2 separate regions of the Homo sapiens genome follow, and region 1 is linked to region 2. The links are chromatin loops, found by intact Hi-C in ENCODE. Cell type or tissue: B cell. All regions are shown on one strand. Links, peaks and the distances in the headings refer to the core of each region. The heading gives the core; the rest is flanking DNA.

What was found. Hi-C counts contacts between places; a loop is a spot of excess contacts. Peaks named below come from ENCODE experiments on the same cell type or tissue, not always from the same donor. Only the 100,000 strongest peaks of a DNase experiment are listed, where the experiment ranks them.
Region 1: it touches region 2 in a loop (15-fold over the local background); 23 of 110 quality-filtered maps call a loop at or near these places.

The regions. Positions count from the first base shown.
Region 1 is chrX:154,838,201-154,847,260 of GRCh38, reverse strand. All of the region lies in intron 25 of F8 (coagulation factor VIII), which reads left to right. Among named protein-coding and RNA genes, the nearest start is that of SMIM9, 8.1 kb to the right of the region's middle. In B cell, for the core only: CTCF peaks have their summits at 5,999 and 6,200 (motif pointing right); a DNase peak (open chromatin) is centred at 6,200.
Region 2 is chrX:154,743,558-154,754,458 of GRCh38, reverse strand. It overlaps GAB3 (GRB2 associated binding protein 3), which reads left to right and starts at 3,382. Exons shown (of 10, transcript NM_001081573.3): 1 at 3,382-3,505. The coding sequence starts at 3,434. RefSeq lists silencers at 3,427-3,506, 3,677-3,736. In B cell, for the core only: a CTCF peak has its summit at 5,535 (motif pointing right); DNase peaks (open chromatin) are centred at 3,038, 3,588, 4,308 and 5,548; H3K4me3 peaks cover 1,516 bases; H3K27ac peaks cover 765 bases.

The sequences.
Region 1 (9,060 bases), core at 3,661-8,660, 92 kb before region 2:
ACACATAACTGTCAGATTCACCAAAGTTGAAATGAAGGAAAAAATGTTAAGGGCAGCCAGACAGAAAGTTCGGGTTACCCGCAAAGGGAAGCCCATCAGACTAACAGCTGATCTCTTGGCAGAAACTCTACAAGCCAGAAGAGAGTGGGGGCCAATATTCAACATTCTTAAAGAAAAGAATTTTCAACCCAGAATTTCATATCCAGCCAAACTAAGCTTCATAAGTGAAGGAGAAATAAAATCCTTTACAGACAAGCAAATGCTGAGAGATTTTGTCACCACCAGGCTTGCCCTACAAGAGCTCCTGAAGGAAGCACTAAACATAGAAAGGAACAACCGGTACCAGCCACTGCAAAAACATCCCAAATTGTAAAGACCATCGATGCTAGGAAGAAACTGCATCAACTAATGAGCAAAATAACCAGCTAACATCATAATGACAGGATCAAATTCACACATAACAATATTAACCTTAAACATAAATGGGCTAACTGCTCCAATTAAAAGACACAGACTGGCACATTGGATAAAGAGTCAAGACCCATCAGTGTGCTGTATTCAGGAGACCCATCTCACATGCAGAGACTCACATAGGCTCGAAATAAAGGGATGGAGGAAGATCTACCAAGCAAATGGAAAACAAAAAAAGAAAAGCAGGGGTTGCAATCCTAGTCTCTGATAAAACAGACTTTAAACCAACAAAGATCAAAAGAGACAAGGCCATTACATAATGGTAAAGGGATCAATTCAACAAGAAGAGCTAACTATCCAAAATATATATGCACCCAATACAGGAGCACCCAGATTCATAAAGCAAGTCCTTAGAGACCTACAAAGAGACTTAGACTCCCACACAATAATAATGGGAGACTTTAACACCCCACTGTCAACATTAGACAGTTCAACGAGACAGAAAGTTAACAAGGATATCCAGGAATTGAACTCAGCTCTGCAGCAAGCGGACCTAATAGACATCTACAGAACTCTCCATCCCAAATCAACAGAATATACATTCTTCTCAGCACCACATCCAAAACTGACCACATAGTTGGAAGTAAAGCACTCCTCAGCAAATGTAAAAGAACAGAAATTATAACAAACTGTCTCTCAGGCCACAGTGCAATCAAACTAGAACTCAGGATTAAGAAACTCATTCAAAACCGCTCAACTACATGGAAACTGAACAACCTGCTCCTGAATGACTACTGGGTACATAGCGAAATGAAGGCAGAAATAAAGATGTTCTTTGAAACCAATGAGAACAAAGACACAATATACCAGAATCTCTGGGACACATTTAAAGCAGTGTGTAGAGGAAAATTTATAGCACTAAGTGCCCACAGGAGAAAGCAGGAAAGATCAAAAATTGACACCCTAACATCACAATTTAAAGAACTAGAGAAGCAAGAGCAAACACATTCAAAAGCTGGCAGAAGGCAAGAAATAACTAAGATCAGAGCAGAACTGAAGGAGATAGAGACACAAAAAACCCTTTAAAAAATCAATGAATCCAGGAACTGGTTTTTTGAAAAGATCAACAAAATTGATAGAACACTAGCAAGACTAATAAAGAAGAAAAGAGAGAAGAATCAAATAGACGCAATAAAAAATGATAAAGGGGATATCACCACCAATCCCACAGAAATACAAACTACCATCAGAGAATACTATAAACACCTCTATGTAAATAAACTAGAAAATCTAGAAGAAATGGATAAATTCCTGGACACATACACCCTCCCAAGACTAAACCAGGAAGAAGTTGAATCCCTGAATAGACCAATAACAGGCTCTGAAATTGAGGCAATAATTAATAGCTTACCAACCAAAAAAAGTCCAGGACCAGACGGATTCACACTCAAATTCTACCAGAACTACAAGGAGGAGCTGGTACCATTCCTTCTGAAACTATTCCAATCAATAGAAAAAGATGGAATCCTCCCTAACTCATTTTATGAGGCCAGCATCATCCTGATACCAAAGCCTGGCAGAGAAACAACAAAAAAAGAGAATTTTAGACCAATATCCCTGATGAACATTGATGCAAAAATCCTCAATAAAATACTGGCAAACCAAATCCAGCAGCACATCAAAAAGCTTATCCACCATGATCAAGTGGGCTTCATCTCTGGGATGCAAGGCTGGTTCAACATACGAAAATCAATAAACGTAATCCAGCATATAAACAGAACCAAAGACAAAAACCACATGATTATCTCAATAGATGCAGAAAAGGCCTTTGACAAAATTCAACAACACTTCATGCTAAAAACTCTCAATAAATTAGGTATTGATGGGACGTATCTCAAAATAATAAGAGCTATTTATGACAAACCCACAGCCAATATCATACTGAATGGGCAAAAACTGGAAGCATTCCCTTTGAAAACTGGCACAAGACAGGGATGCCCTCTCTCACCACTCCTATTCAACATAGTGTTGGAAGTTCTGGCCAGGGCAATCAGGCAGGAGAAAGAAATAAAGGGTATTCAATTAGGAAAAGAGGAAGTCAAATTGTCCCTGTTCGCAGACGACATGATTGTATATCTAGAAAACACCATTGTCTCAGCCCAAAATCTCCTTATGCTGATAAGCAACTTCAGCAAAGTCTCAGGATACAAAATCAATGTGCAAAAATCACAAGCATTCTTATACACCAACAACAGACAAACAGAGAGCCAAATCATGAGTGAACTCCCATTCACAATTGCTTCAAAGAGAATAAAATACCTAGGAATCCAACTTACAAGGGATATGAAGGACCTCTTCAAGGAGAACTACAAACCACTGCTCAATGAAATAAAAGGGGATACAAACAAATGGAAGAACATTCCATGCTCATGGGTAGGAAGAATCAATATTGTGAAAATGGCCATACTGCCCAAGGTATTTTATAGATTCAATGCCATCCCCATCATGCTACCAATGACTTTCTTTACAGAATTCTAAAAAACTATTTTAAAGTTCATTTGGAACCAAAAAAGAGCCCGCATTGCCAAGTCAATCCTAAGCCAAAAGAACAAAGCTGGAGGCATCACGCTACCTGACTTCAAACTATACTACACGGCTACAGTAACCAAAACAGCATGGTACTGGTACCAAAACAGAGATATAGACCAATGGAACAGAACAGAGCCCTCAGAAGTAATACCACACATCTACAACCATCTGATCTTTGACAAACCTGACAAAAACAAGAAATGGGGAAAGGATTCCCTATTGAATAAATGGTGCTGGGAAAACTGGCTAGCCATATGTAGAAAGCTGAAACTGGATCCCTTCCTTACACCTTATACAAAAATTAATTCAAGATGGATTAAAGACTTAAATGTTAGACCTAAAACCATAAAAACCCTAGAAGAAAACCTAGGCAATACCATTCAGGACATAGGCATGGGCAAGAACTTCATGTCTAAAACACCAAAAGCAATGGCAACAAAAGCCAAAATTGACAAATGGGATCTAATGAAACTAAAGAGCTTCCGCACAGCAAAAGAAACTACCATCCCAGTGAACAGGCGAGCTACAAATTGGGAGAAAATGTTTGCAATCTATTCATCTGACAAAGGGCTAATATCCAGAATCTACGAAGAACTCAAACAAACTTACAAGAAAAAAAGACCCCATCAAAAAGTGGGTGAAGGATATAAACAGACACTTCTCAAAAGAAGACATTTATGCAGCCAACAGATACATGAAAAAATGCTCATCATCACTGGCCATCAGAGAAATGCAAATCAAAACCACAGTGAGATACCATCTCACACCAGTTAGAATGGCGATCATTAAAAAGTCAGGAAACAACAGGTGCTGGAGAGGATGTGGAGAAATAGGAACGCTTTTACACTGTTGGTGGGACTGTAAACTAGTTCAACAATTGTGGAAGACAGTGTGGCGATTCCTCAAGGATCTAGAACTAGAAATACCATTTGACCCAGCCATCCCATTACTGGGTATGTACCCAAAGGATTATAAATCATGCTGCTATAAAGACACATGCACACGTATGTTTATTGCGGCACTATTCACAATAGCAAAGACTTGGAACCAACCCAAATGTCCATCAATGATAGACTGGATTAAGAAAATGTGGCACATATACACCATGGAATACTATGCAGCCATAAAAAGGATCTGTTCATGTCCTTTGTAGGGACATGGATGAAGCTGGAAACCATCATTCTCAAAAACTATCACAAGGACAAAAAACCAAACACCGCATGTTCTCACTCGTAGGTGGGAATTGAACAATAAGAACACTTGGACACAGGTAGGGGAACATCACACACCGGGGCCTGTCATGGGGTGGGTGGACAGGGGAGGGATAGCATTAGGAGATATACCTAATGTAAATGACGAGTTAATGGGTGCAGCACACCAACATGGCACATGTATACATATGTAACAAACCTGCACGTTGTGCACATGTACCCTAGAACTTACAGTATAATAAAAAAAAAGAAATTGCAAAATTACACATTCTTTGTAAGCACACAAAGGAAACATGTTAGAATTTTCCATTTTAAGCTACAAATAAGCTACAAATAAAGTAGTCTCAAATTTCAGATAATATAAAACATGTTTTCTGGTCACAATACAATTAAAGTTGATATAAATAAGAAAGATAACTATAAAATCTTCCTATGTTAGAATCAAGAACTATACTTTTAAACCCATGTGTCAAATAAGAAATCATAAATTAGAAAATATTTTAAACTGAATGATAACAAGGCATGACATATTAAAATGTGGGAATCAGCTAAAGCAATATTTAGAAAGAAATGTATAGCGTTAAAAACATATATTGGAAGAGAAGAAAGCCTGACAATTAATGAGCTAAGGTATGTCTCAAGAAGCTAGTGAAACAGCAAAATAAACCAAAAGGAAGTAGAAGCAAGGAAATAATAAAGATATGAAGTAAATGAAGTAAAAAAGAAACATACAATAGAGAGAATAAAGAAAACCAAAAGTTGGTTCCTTGAAAATTGACAAACTTCTGGCAAGAGCAATCAAGATGAAAAGAAGGCACAAATAATATCAGAAACTTTAAAAAACTGGACATCAATAAAGATCCCACAAAAATTTCTGCCAATATAAAAATATAAAAAATGAGGATACTTATTAATATTAAATGTTCTTTCTTGTTGTATTTACCAGGGATTAATCCATTTTACCTAATTTTCCAAACTTAGTGTTAAAAGGTTATTAATTTAAAAAATCCAGATCCAGATGGCTACACTAACTATATTCTACCAATTTTTCAAAGGAGAAATAATATTAACCTTGCAAAAATTCTTTCAGAAAATGGAAAAAGATGGAATGTTATTCAATTATCTTATGATAATAGCATAACCTTGACAACCAAACCGAACAAGAACAATATTAGAAAGGAAGATAATAGGCCCGTTTTATTCATAAACATAAATCCCAAACAAAATATTAGCAATATGGATCCAAATTGGATTTATGCTAGGAATGCAAGTTTGGCTTATACATTAGAAAACTGATATAATTTATCACAGTGACAGACTGAAGGATTATACATATTGGCTGTCCTAAGCAGTGCAATAAGATGAGAAAAAGAAGGAAAATATGTAAGGATTGAATATGATGAAACAAACTCATTGTATGTGGAAGATATGATGGCATAGATAGAAAATCCAAAGGAATTTATATATAAATTATTAGAATTTTTAAAATTTTTCAAGCTTGCTGAAAACAAAATAAATACCAAAATTAATTGTATTTCTGTATACCTGAAACAGTTGGAAAAATAGTTTTAAATAGCATTTAAAAATTCCAAGCAGGAGTTGCACATTCCTGTCAGATAATGGCAGCTGCCTAAATCTCTCCACAGTCTTCAAAAACCATACATACACATACACACACAATTTTAAATTATGACTAAAACCACCCATAACCCATCTATAGAATAACCAGAAGACAAAAAGTACTATAAGTTTATATTTACAAGTAGAAAATAAATATATAAATCTAGCCAACCTTGCTCCAGAGAGAAACCCTGTCTCAAAAAAAAAAAAAAAAAAAAAAAGAAGAAAGCAAATGTTGGAAATTAACTGTCCTATAAAAACAAAAGTGAATTACTAAATCACAAGACCCACAAACCTCTTTGGTCACATCTATTAAATAAATTACACTTCCATTTATCAACAGTAGAGGGTACTCCTGGCTAAGAAACCTAGTAAGCCACCCAGCCCTCATGTCTGCCTGCATAAATCACCTCTTATTGCTGAAACAAGAAAATGTAAGGAATTTCTAAATGAACAGAAAATAGCATATGAAGCAGATGGTATTAATGTTCTTGAGTTTTTATTCCCTCTTTCCTTGAAAACCTCATCAACTTTAGGCATGGCCGTACGGCTCATCTTGATCAATAGAATGTGATTGGACATGACATATATACCACTTCCAAATAGAAGCTTTAAATGTGATTTTGTGTTTGACACACTCTTTTGTGCCTCTGCTCCAGGCTCCAGACTTTAAGCCTCTAGAACGATAAGTGAATAAATTTCTTTTGTTTTAAAGGCACCAAGTGTGTGGTGAATTTGTTACAGTAGCCCTAGAAATCTAATACTAACAAAAAGAATGTTAGAGTTGAATTAGAAGTGTCAGTGAGAACTTAGGAATTTAAAAAATCATATTCTTAGCACTGTTCACTGAGGGAATCTAGAAGTAATTACACTGCAGTAATAACGAGCCCATCCCATGCCCAAATCTTGGTCTCTAACTACCATTTTCCAGTCAAAAGAATCTGAGCTCCCTAGAGAAATGACTTTTTCAAGGCTGGATCAAGGAAACTGCCAGGCAATCTTAGATGATCTTGGTGATCTTGATGTGCCAGAAGATTAATGGGATCATGTGAAAAGAACACAGAAACTGGTCTGAAGGGCTTCCTGTTGGCCAGATTTGAGACAATTTGAGCATCAAAAGGAATAATGAGGGTAATGGATCATAACTGGAAAATCAGTTTGCAACCATCAATGTACTTACTATTGAATACTTGTAAAGAACTTTAAGGGTTGCTAATACCATTGGATAAAAGCTTGTTGTGAAACAGAATATTTGCATGGTCTCAAAGTCTCACTCCACAGATTGTTAGGAAAGGGAAAGGGTTACCTTTATAAATATAGAGATTAGGTGGACATCTTAACCAAGTGATCAAACTTAGCATCATCAATAATGGGACAATCTGGCATCGCATGCCCCCTGATTTAATGCAGTAAGGATTAAGTCTAACAAAAGATGTACAAAGCCTCCAAATACAGCGTAAACATTTGTAAAATAATCTCAGAACAGGGACCTTAATGTTTCTCAAAAATTTTTCCAAATACAGAACTTTATTTCTATAGATGTTTATGGTATATTTGCCATGCTATATACATTATGCTATATATTCTATGTGCTGAAGATACAACAATGACCAAGGTCTTTGCCCTTGTGGAACTGACATTTGGTGGCGGAGACAGAGGAAACAGTCAATAAGCATGTAAAGAGATAAAGGAAAAGATACTGAATGCTACAAAGGAAACAAATAAGTTGAGATTTAGAACAAAAAAGAGTCCTATTTTACAAGAGGAATAATGAGGAAGACCTTTCTAAAGAGGTAGCTCAGCACTTTGGGAGGCCGAGGCGGGTGGATCACGAGGTCAGGAGATCAAGACCATCCTGGCTAACACAGTGAAACCCCATCTCTACTAAAAATACAAAAAATGAGCCGGGCATGGTGGCGGGCACCTGTAGTCCCAGCTACTTGGGAGGCTGAGGCAGGAGAATGGCGTGAACCCGGGAGGCGGAGCTTGCAGTGAGCCGAGATGGTGCCACTGCACTCCAGCCTGGGCGACAGAGCGAGACTCCGTCTCAAAAAAAAAAAAAAAAATTGAGGCAGAATTTCGCTATGTTGCCTAGGCTTGTCTCAAACTCCTGGGCTCAAGCAATCCTCCTGCCTCAGCCTGCTGAGTAGCTGGGACTCCAGGGGCATGCCACTATGCTTAGTTTAAGAGGTGGTATTTAAACTGAGACCCGAAGGGTAAAAAACATGGATAAAAGAAGAAACAGAAGGGGTAAGAGCCTTCCAAGCAGAGGGAATCACATATACAAAGGCTCTCATGTTAAATAAAACAAGAGTTGACATTGTTGAGAAACTGAAAGATCAGCTCATCTGCGATGCGGTAAAATAGGAGGAATGCAGTGGGAGAACAGATCAGAGACTTGGGCAGGGGCTATATTAGGCAGAACTTGGAGACCAGAGTAAGGGGGCCAAGGTGGGAACAGACCGATTAAATTGGCATCTCTTGGGGGGGTGGGGGGGTGGGGAACTTACCCATGCATCATTTTTTAAAAGCTCCAAAGGCGATTCCAATAAGCAGCCAGGGTTGGGAACCTAGGGGGAAAATGTAGCTAGATGAATGAAGATGGCCCAAACGTCTTTTGTTCTGATAGCTAAACTCTCTGTAGGATCACAGTGTTACTTCACAGTGCATTTGCCAGGAAAAGTCTCTTCCCATTTGGAATCCGAAGTAAAACTGACACCACACTTGAAGATGCCAGGATTGTTAGAGGAAAATGTCACCCAATAGCTCCAGGAAGCAGGAGCCCTACTGTTGCTGTTTAACCACTTCTTTCCCATTTTGGTGGCAAGTTGCCTCCTTTTACACAAACTGCCTCAGGAGATCCTAAAGATATCATGGTGTCTGTCTGTCCTTGCAAGAGCATGCATTATGGTAGGACATTGCCTTCATTCTGTTCCTTTTTCTCCAAGACTCTTGCTTATTCTCACCATTTGGCTGGACTTTCTACTGTAGGATTACCTCGGAATCCACACAAAACCCACAGGGTTTCAGAGTTGCCTTGAATTACACGTTTTGAACATTCAGATCTTCATTTTCCCAAACATCCACCCAGTTATAGGTGACCTTTGCTCCAAAGTCCTGGAGTAGCAAGGTGCCTTGAGTCTTAGACTCTTCCCACTTCTTTCTCTCTTCTGCATCCCCTCCTGCCAAGGTTGCCCAGCCACACTAAATTGCATGCCTTGCTGTGTTG
Region 2 (10,901 bases), core at 2,876-7,875:
GGCTGGGATTACAGGTGTGAATCACCATACCTGACCAATTTTGGGCAATTTTAAATACAACAATAATGGATATGATGAAAGACTATCACTGATAATAATAAAGTCAAATTTCATATTCCACATGAAAATTAGATGATTTTAACTCATAGAGAAGTCGTTTATGGATGCCTATAGAGGAAAAAGAGTGTTCCCCTATCTGAACTTGTGCCATGGCACTCCAGGCCTTTAATTCACATACTTCTTAGATTTATTAAATCAAGAGGTGGGTGGGAGGTGGGAGATATAGGAAGGTGCAGTCCTTTTCCTCATTACTGACTCTCACACACATTTGAAGCTGTTTCCCCTGCCTGTCTATGATCCAGAGTTTTCTTTTCAAATTTTCTTTTCATAGCAAATAAGTTAGATGCATAGTCACTTTGACTCATCATGATGAAATTGAGATAGAAACTCTTCTGTAATAGTAGGCATTTATTTTCACAAGTTTGTAGTTATAAGATTTACAGAAGTTAATGAACTGTGAAACAAAGTGTATTTTAAACAAAAAATAAATGGGGAAGCCACAAAGGGAATGCAGGTGCCAAAAATCACTTGCTATTCAAATTCTCTCCTCTCCCCAGGCTAGAGTGCAGAGAAGCTAAGATGGGTTTCCATGAAAGGAACAATTTCGATTTCTCTGGCAGTGAGAACAGGGTACCCTAAAAGATACGGGAATAGTTACTCATATCACATCTTTATTTAACCCATCTGGCTAGTCTGGAGATTAGTAGTGGGTAATTGTAGAATTAATCAGGCTGTGATTCGAACTGAAGCTGCTATTCCAGATGATGCTGTTTTCCTACAGCAAATCAACATAGCCCCCTGGCACCTGGGATACAGCTATTCCTTTGCCAAATGTTATTTTTTCCCATTCAGCAGAGAACACTAGAAGCAGCTTACTTTCATCTAGCGGGAACAGAAGTACAACCTTAGGACTATATCTATTCTCTGGCTCACTGTCATAATCCACGTTGAATGGAGCTTGATTGTTGTGAATGTTGTGCTGGTTTATTACACTGATGACATATGTACTGGACCTGATGATCTAGAGGTAGCGAATACTCTAGATGCTTTATTAAGATACAAGTACACCACAGGGCAGGAGATAAGCCCCATGAAAACTCAAGAGCCTGAACCTCAGCAAAGTTTTTAGATGGTCTGGACCACGTTGGGTATTCAACATGTTGTTGTACCGCTTACCACCTACCACTCAGAAAGAGGCACGGCATTTGGTGTGGATGTTTGAATTTTGTAGGCAACATATGCTACATTTAATTGTGCCGCACCAATGCACTCAGCAAGTCATCTGTAGGGTTGCATGTTTTCGGGGAGAGATCCAGGGCAAGAAAAGGCTCTGTGACAGGTCCAGGCCACTTGACCCTTATGACCATGTAGATTCAACAGGTACAGGACCTTTGACACACTGGGAGGCTACACGGAGCCTCTGGCAAGTCCCAGTAGGAGAAACACACAGCAAAGCCCTAGAGTTTTGAAGTAAACCATGCCCTCTACCACAAAAGAAGTATTTTCCTTTTGACCAACAGCTTCCAGCTTGCTCCTGGGCTGTGGCAAAGTCTGAATGCTTGACCATGGGGCACCAAAGAACCATGGAACTTCAGCTGCCACTGATAAATTTGGTGCTATTTCATCCTCTTTTGGAAGTGGAATATTTGAGACCAGACTCAAGCAGGTCTGGAAGGTACAGGAAAGTTGCTAGAGCAGGTGGCTCACATCTTTGTGGCCCCTGCTGCTGCATGATCACCATTCCCTGGACTTACACCCAGAATGTCGTAGGGAGTTCCTCATGACCAGGTCTATCGGTCAAGGTTTCAAAAGGAAGCAAACAGTAGACTCAAGGGGTTGAAATGAGGAAAGTATAATTAAGGGATTTTTTTTTTAACAGAGGTGTAAGCAAGACTTAGAGAATTAGCAATGCATAGTGGGGCTCTCAGGGACTGGCAACAGTTGATATGGCCACAGCCACTGCTAAGTGCTCAAGCTGCCCACAGGCAGAGACAAACAATGAACCCTTAATAACAGCATTCCCTGGGGGGACCAGACAGCCACCTGGACTGCCATCTGGAAGGGGCAGCAATTTTTTCTCACTTGAACAGGTACTAATTTTGTACATGGATTCGCTTTTTTAAAATTCACATTTCTGCTGGCACTCCTGCCCATTGACTTACTGAACCCATTATTCACACTGACATTATCTCACACAAGAAAATCATTATAAGCCAGTGTGCGCATGCTGATGGACTCCACTGGTGTTACCATGTTAGCTCATCACCCTGAAGCATCTGGCCTGATAGGATGGGAGGTTGGTCATTCTGTTGAAGATGCTAGCAAACGTCACATAGATGATACCCACAAAAAGCAGAGGGTGGTGCTTAAGTGGATGGGCTCTTGACACAGCTCTGGCTGCCTATGGATGATTTTCTCGTGTGGCTCTCGACAAGTGACACTGTCATCCTGTTTTTCATTTTAGTAACCTGCAAAATTGAGATAATAATAAGAGCCCTTTGACAGGGTGTTGTGTGGATTCAATGAGATAACGCCTGGAAAGTGCTTAGCACAATCGCTGGCATGGTGTTAGCTTGGCAGTAAGGAAGGTCACAAGTGTTAGGTGCTCATGATTGTTATTTTTACTTAGCGTGGTCAGCACACTAGTTGGCACAATCGACTTTAGATCCATCTTTTAAAACCTTCGAGTCAAAGAGATTGCAAACAGCACTACCTTTTGAGTTTGGGTCATTTGGGTTCATTAAGACATTTAGACCGTTTAGCCGGCAAAGCTTATCACTGAATACAACGATCTTTGGGGGAGGGACATAGAAAACACACTACTGTGCAAGCAATCAAGTGGAATAGGGAAGTCCAAGAGGAGTCTTGCTTTTGTTTCTCCGTGAACTATGCACATGGCAGATGCAGGTGGTACTTGGGTTTCAGCTCCAGGGTCCCTGAGACCCAGGGACCAGCCCGTTTGGCGTGGCGGATTGGGGATGGGGCATGAGGGCAACAGGTTCCAGGCTGTGCTCCCATTAGGTCGCAGGGCTCCTTCCGAGCGCTTTCTCGTGACCCTGGGTGAGAGTGGCAGGCGCCCTGCTGCGTAGGCTCCCCCCCCCACACCCCCCCCCCGGGCACAGCCGCTGGCGGAGCTGCAGTTGCTCGAAGGGGCTTCCCAGGCTTCGCTGCTTGCTTTTCCCGCCGTCTTGGGTTGCGGGCGGCGTCGGTTCCCTCCCCGGGGGCCGCGGCGGCCGGAGGCGGGGGTCGCAGCGGCCGCTCGGGGCGGCGCTGGGCGGGCGGGCGCTGGGCCCGCCCCGCCGGCATCCTTGGCCCGACTTCCTTCTGCCGCGGGCGGCTGGCCCAGCTGGAGGAAGCGGCGGCGGCGGCCACGATGAGTGCGGGCGACGCAGTGTGCACCGGCTGGCTCGTTAAGTCGCCCCCCGAGAGGAAGCTACAGCGCTACGTGAGTAGGGGCGCCGCCACCCGCCCGGCCTTCGCGTCCCGGGGCACCCGCCCGCGGGGCGGCCGCGGGGAGCCGCTGGGCTCCGGGCGCGCCAGGCGCAGCCGCTCCCAGCGCCCGGGACTGCGGGCGAGGCCGACGGACGGAAACCGAAATCGCACGTCGAGCCAGCTTCGCCGCTGTGCTAGGCAGCGGGCCGGAGACCAGGTGGCGCCTGCCCGCGGGGCTCAGGGACTCCAGACCGCCGCTGACTCTAGCGGAGGGAGGCGGGTTGGGGCTGAAACCTCAGGCGCCACTCTCCGTACAGGAGCGGCCAGGGAGACATCTCGAAAGCGTGCCCCTTTCTTTGGCTGGGGGTGGCTCTGAGACCCATCGCCCCGCGAAGGAGACGCGGCAGGGGATAGGGAGACTGACAGCCAGAGGGGAATTGCCTGCATTCCCCCTGGACCGTAAGGAGTAAGGAGTGCTGCTCTTGTAGCTGTCATCGGACACTGCTGTCTGGAACCCTACACAGTGTAACTCGTTTCTCATCGTGTAACTCCTTTCAGCTTCTTCTTAATGCTGACACCGCGCTTTTATAGTGCCAGCTGGACAACTGACTTTTACTAATATGAAATTAGGAATACTTGGAAGAGCGAATCTTCCTACCTATTCCATTACCGTTTTAAGATGTACTATCGACACCTCAAACGTTCATTATCTCCATCAGCGTCCTCACGATAAGGTCTTAAAAACATTCTGCTTAAAGACCTGATTGCTACTCAGTGTTTTTCAGCCATTAGGAAGAACCACTTCAGTCCCCAGGGAGTTGCATATAAATAGCTATTAGGACTTCTTGCTTTTTTTAGGCTGGGAGTAGCTGGATGGATTCATCTTGTTCTTAATTCCTAATTTCTCTGCAACTTCACTGCACGGTGGTAGGAACAAACTCGCGCATGTCTGCGCTCATCCAAAGCAGCCCACCCCAAATGTGGTTCAGCCTTGTGCTCTTGTCTATACAGTGCTCTCAAACTGCTGTCCTCTTCTGGCCAAATTTCACAACTGTTTTTGTTCCCACATAGATGAGGCACATATTGTGTGGAAGTTCAAGAGGTGGGATTATAAAAAGACTTTAATAATGTATGAATACTTCCAGAATGTGTGGCAGGAGATTTTCCTGAACATAGAGTTGCTCAAGCCCTCTTTCCCCATTCACATCGGGCTAGACAGTGTGTGTTTCTCTCTTAGGGGTCTTTGAAAAGATTTTTGTTGTTTGTTCTGCAGAACAGAACTTTAGAGGAAGGTTGTTCTATTTAGCACGTGAATATCAGGAGTGCATAAATACTGAGATTTCTCTAAGTGCCAGTGTGTCCCTACATCATTTGCTTTTGAGTCCAGGAGTCCATAAGCACAGGGTCCAATATCTCTTGGCCTCTGCATTATCCAGCTGCTTCCTTAACTGTGAAGCTACTCAAAGGAGGCAAGAGAAGAAAACCTGCTCCCATCACCTGCATGAGCAGGTGAGGCTTTTGTCACACAGTAGTGCTTGCAGTGTTGACTCAGGATGGGTTTCCTTGTTGTCCTTTGGAATGACAGACATTTTAAAGGTTCACTATACAATTTCAGTAGATGATACAGAAAGATGCCCCTGGAGGGCAAAGATTATAGAATATTTTATTTCCCAGTCTTTTTTTGTATCTTAAGCAGACTGGCTTAGGGAAGTTTATTAGTATTTCATCAACTTTGGGAAGGCATGAGTGTGTGTGCCTATTATCACACGCGGTTCATTCCTTTAGGGGATGTGGCAAGAGTGGACACTGCGCAGCTTAGAGATATGTGGGGCGTGTGATGATGGGGCAGTGACTAGACTTAAGACACAAGAGTACCTAGGTGTCATCTTACCAACACTCCAAGACATAAACCTTGATGTTTGGGAACTGTCTCTAAGAAAGATCATATCTAGTCAATGCTTTTTTCGCTGACAGGCATCTGTCCCTGGAACACACCACAGAAAGAATTCTTTTTCCTCTCATAGCTAAATTCTGCAGGAATCTTTTTCACCACTAGATGGTGATCATGTGTCACTTCGACGGGGCCTGGATAGGGCTGTTACAGCTGCTTAAATTCAATTCCTGTCACTCCCTCCCGTTAACGGAGCGCTAACTCCGAACTAGGCCCTGTGTTACAGGCTGGGAAGACAGAAAAAAAAGACTTGATTCCAGTTTATAGTTTAACATTTATAATAGTAACATAGCAAAACTAGTTATTGGCACAACCAGGACAATAACTCAGTTATTCGTGCTGCCAGGCCAGCAAGCAGCACTCCATCAATGTTTGCTGTTACAAATGGAAGCTCAGGCAGTTTTTAGGTAAACCTTTCAGTCCAAAGTAGGCTTGTACTTCATCCACTTGAATCCATCAGTGAAGACAATCAGAAAGTTATTTTTTATCACTGGTCTTTTAAAAGATAGTTATTTTCATCTGTATTTTTTGTTTCACAAGAAATATATTCTTATGTTAATAAATAGAATGAAAAGTGAAGACCCCCTTTAAATTTCCCCTACCCCGCTACCTTCCCTTTGCTCTCCTCCTTATTCCACTCCCCAACCCAGGGATAACAACTGTGAGCCGTTCAGTGAGTACCATTCTACAAAATTTTTCAGAAAATATATAATTTTCTTTTTGCACAACTGGGATCATATTCTACTAACGGTCCTGCAATTTGCTTTGTTCACAAACATCCTGGACATCTTTCCAGGTTAGTACATATAGATTTACTTCATTCGTTAAAGCATTGTCAAATATTCCTTGTAATACATATAATATAACAATTTCTCTATTGGTGAACATTTGGCTTGCATCTATTTTTATCCATTTTAAAGAGTCCTATAATAACAGTGATAATAAAGCTATAATAGTTCACTTTTATTGAATGTTTATATGTGCCAGGCACTACACTAAGAACTTGTATTAACTCATTTAGTTTTCAAAACAATGCCAAGAGCCAGGCACTGTTTTTGTCCCTGGATATAGGTTCTCTGGATATAGGTTCTTTGTTGCATATTTAATTTGCAAATATTTTCTAGCAGCCCATAGTTTTTGTCTTTTCATCCTCTTTTGAAGAACTAAAATTTAAAAATTTTAATGAAATCCCCAATACAATTTTTCTTTTATGAATCATGGATTTAATGTTAAATCTAACAACTCTTCATCTAGCCTAAGATCCTTTGTCACCCAGCCTTGACCTCTTGGGCTCAAGTGATCCTCCCACCTCAGTCTCCTGAGTAGCTGGCACTATAGCTGCTCCCCACCATGCACTGCTAATTGTATTTTTTGTAGAGAGGACAGGATTTCTCCATGTTGCCCGCAGGCTGGTCTCCAACTCTTGGCCTCAAGTGATCCTTCCACCTTGGCCTTCTAAAGTGCTGGGATTACAGGCGTGAGCCAATGTACCTGGCCTCTGAAAGTTTTATAATTTTATATTTTATATTTAGATATTTTATATTTAGATCTATGATCCATTTTGAGTAAATTTTATAAAAGCTGTGAGGTTTGTATCATGGTTTCTTTTCTTGCATACCGATTTCATTTGTTCCAGTACTATTTATTGAGTAGACTGCCTTTATTCCATTGATTTACTTTTGAAACATCATCAAAAACCAATTTACCTGAAGGGCACAGTGGCTCACGCCTATAATCCCAGCACTTTGGGAGGCTGAGGCTGGAGGATCTCCTGAGGTCAGGAGTTCAAGACCAGCCTGGCCAACATGGTGAAACTCTGTCTCTACTAAAAACACAAAAAAAATTAGCCAGGCATGGTGGTGGGCACCTGTAATCCCAGCTACTTGGGAGGCTGAGACAGGAGAATTGCTTGAACCCCAGAGGTGGAGGTTGCAGTGAGCTGAGATCACACCATTGCACTCCAGCCTGGGCGACAAGAGCAAAACTATCTAAAAAAAAATCCATTTACCATATCCATGTAGATCTATTTCTGGATTCTCTAGTCTGTTCCATTGATCTATTTGTTTTATGCCAACAACATGCTGTTTAATGACTAATGACTGTAGCTTTACAATAATTCTTGAAATCAGGTTATTTTAGCCCTCAAACTTTTTCTTTCTCAGAGTTGTTTTGGCTATTTTAGGTCCTTTGTTTTTCTATGGCAATTTTAGGATTGGTTTGTCAATTGATTTCACTGACCTCATATCCCATAGCCTTGCTAAACTCACTTATTAGTTCTAATAGCCTTGTCTGTAGTTGCAACCTGCAATACTATAAATGTTGCATAGAAATGACGAGAGCAGACATCCTTGACTTTTTCTTGATTTTAGAGGGAAAGCATTCCATTTTTCACCTTTTAAGTATGTTAGCTGTAGGCTTTTTGTAGGCACCTTTTACCAAATTGAGGAAGCTCCCCCATCTTGCTAGTTTGCTGAGGCTTCTTCTCATGAGTTGGATTTTGTTGTGTTTCCTGCATCTATAAAAATGATGATATGTTTTTTATTTTTTAGTCTGTTACTATGGTGAATTACACTGCTTGATTTTAAATGTTGAACCAACCTCGAACTTATGGGATAAACTTCAGTTGGTTGTAACATATTATTCTTTTCATATATTTCTGGATTTGCTTTGCTGATAGTTTGGCTGAAGATATTTGTCTCTGTCCATGAGGGATATCGGTCTGCAGTTTTCCTTTTTTATGCTATCTTTGGTTTTGATATTAGCATAATGCTGGCATCATAAAATGAAATCAGAAGTTCTCCCTCCTCTTGTATTTTCTGAAAGATGTTGTGTAGAATTGGTATTCCTTCTTCCTTAAATGATTGGTAGAACTCACCATTGAAAACATCTGGGCCTATACTTTTCTTTTTGGGAAGGCTATCAACTACAAATTTTCTTTCTTTCTTTTTTTTTTTTTTTTTTTTGAGATGGAGTTTCACTCTTGTCACCCAGGCTGAAGTGCAGTGGCACGATCTTGGCTCGCTGCAACCTCCACCTCCTGGGTTCAAGAGATTCTCCAGCTTCAGCCTCCCGGGTAGCTGGGATTACAGGTGCCCACCACCATGCCTGGCTAATTTTTGTATTTTTAGTAGAGACAGGGTTTTGCCATGTTGGCCAGGCTGGTCTCGAACTCCTGACCTCAGGTGATCCACCCGCTTCGGCCTCCCAAAGTGCTAGGATTACAGGTGTGAGCCACTGGGCCTGGCCAAATTTTATTTCTTTAATAGATATAGGGCTATGTGGGTTATCCATATCTTCTTGAATGAGTGTCGTTAGTGTCTTTCAAGGCTTTTCTCTATTTTGTCTAAGTTCTTGAATTTATTGGCAGAAAGTTGTTCATTATGTTCCCTTATTATCCTTTAAATGCCTGTATGATTTGTAGTGATGCCTCAGTTTTCATTTATTACATTAGTTTTTAGGAACCATCCTTTGGTTTCGTTTATTTTCTCTACTTTCTCCCTGCTTTCAATTTCATTAATTTATCCTCTTATCTTTATTATTTTCCTCCTTTTGATTGCATTGGGTTTAATTTAATCACTTCTTTATCTAGTTCCTTAGGGAGGAAACTTAAATTACTGATTTGAGACCTTTCTTATTTTCTAATATAAGCATTTAGTGCTATAATCTTCCTTTTTTTTTTTTTCTGAGACTGAGTCTCGCATTGTCACCCAGGCTGGAGTGCAGTGACACAATCTTAGCTCACTGCAACCTCTGCCTCCTGGGTTCAAGCAATTCTCCTGCCTCAGCCTCCTGAGTAGGTGGGATTACAGGCACCTGCCACCATGCCTGGCTAATTTTTGAATTTTTAGTAGAGATGCGGTTTCACCATATTGGCCAGGCTGGTCTTGAACTCTTGACCTCAAGTGATCCAGCCCACCTTGGCCTCCCAAAGTGCTGGGATTACAGGCGTGAGCCACCACACCTGGCCAATCTTCCTTCTAAGCACTACTTTAGGTGCATCCCACAAAATTGGATATGTTGCATTTTCATTTTAATTCATTTCAAAGTATTATTTAATTTTCCCCTGAGATTTCCTCTTTGATCCAAGGGTTTTCTGGAAGTTTATGTAATTTCCCAATATTGGAATTTCTAGATATCTTTCTATTATTAATTTCTAGTTAAATTCCATTATGATCTAAGAACAAACTCTATATGATTTATATTCTTTAAAATTTGTTAAATGTATATCATGGCCCACAATATAGTTTCACTTCATGTACATAAGCACTTGAAAAAATATGTATTCTTCTGTCATTGGGTAAAGTGTTCTATAAATGTTAATTAGGCCAGGTTGGTTGATAATGTTATTCAGTTCTTCTGTATCCTTACTGATTTTCTGTTCACTTTTACTCTCAGTTACTGAGGGAGGAATGTGAAAGTTTCTATCTGTAATTGTAGATTTGTCCACAGTGTCCACATTTCTACCTCCAGTTCTATTTGTTTTTACTTCACATATTTTGATGCTCCATTTCTAGTTATACACATTTGGAACTACTATGTTTTCTTGGGGAATAGAAGCCTTTTTCATTATTTAATGTCTTGCTTTGTCCCTGATGCTATTCCTTGTTTTGAAGTCTATTTTCTTCTTTCTATTGTCTTTTTGATAATAGCTTTCTTTTGATATGTGCTTGCACGGTGTATCTTTTTCCATTCTTTTACTTCTAACCTCTCTGTGTCTATATTTGATGTAGGTTTCTTATATACAGCATAGAGTTGGGTCTTGCTTTTTAACGCCTTTTTTTTTTTTTTTTTTTTTTTTTTTTTGAGATGGAATCTCACTCTGTCACCAGGCTGGAGTGCAGTGGCACGATCTCGGCTCACTGCAACCCCCGCCTCCTGGGTTCACAAAGTTCTCCTGCCTCAGCCTCCTGAGTAGCTGGGATTACAGGCACGCGCCACCACATCTGGCTAATTTTTGTATTTTTAGTAGAGATGGGGTTTCACCATGTTGGCCAGGATGATCTCGATCTCTTGACCTCGTGATCCGCCTGTCTTGGCCTCCCAAAGTGCTGGGATTACAGGTGTGAGCCACCACACCCAGCCTCTCACCTTGTTTTAATTGGCATATTTAGTTCATTCACATAAAGTATGATTATTGAAATGTTTATATTAAAATACACCATCTTGCTAGCTGTTATTCATTTGTTCTATCTGTTCTTTGTTTCTTTTCTCCTCAGTTTCTGCCTTCTCTTGGGCTAATAGAGCCTTTTTTATTATTCCATTTTATCTCCATTGTTAACTTACATTTCATAACTTCATATTTTTGCAGTTACCCTGGAGTGTAAATTATACATCTTTAATTAGTTGCAGACTTCCTTTAAATAATATTATATCATTATAATATTAGTAGTATAAGGACATTGGAATAGTATATTCCCAATTCCATTCTTATATTCTTTGTGCTGTTGTCATGCATTTT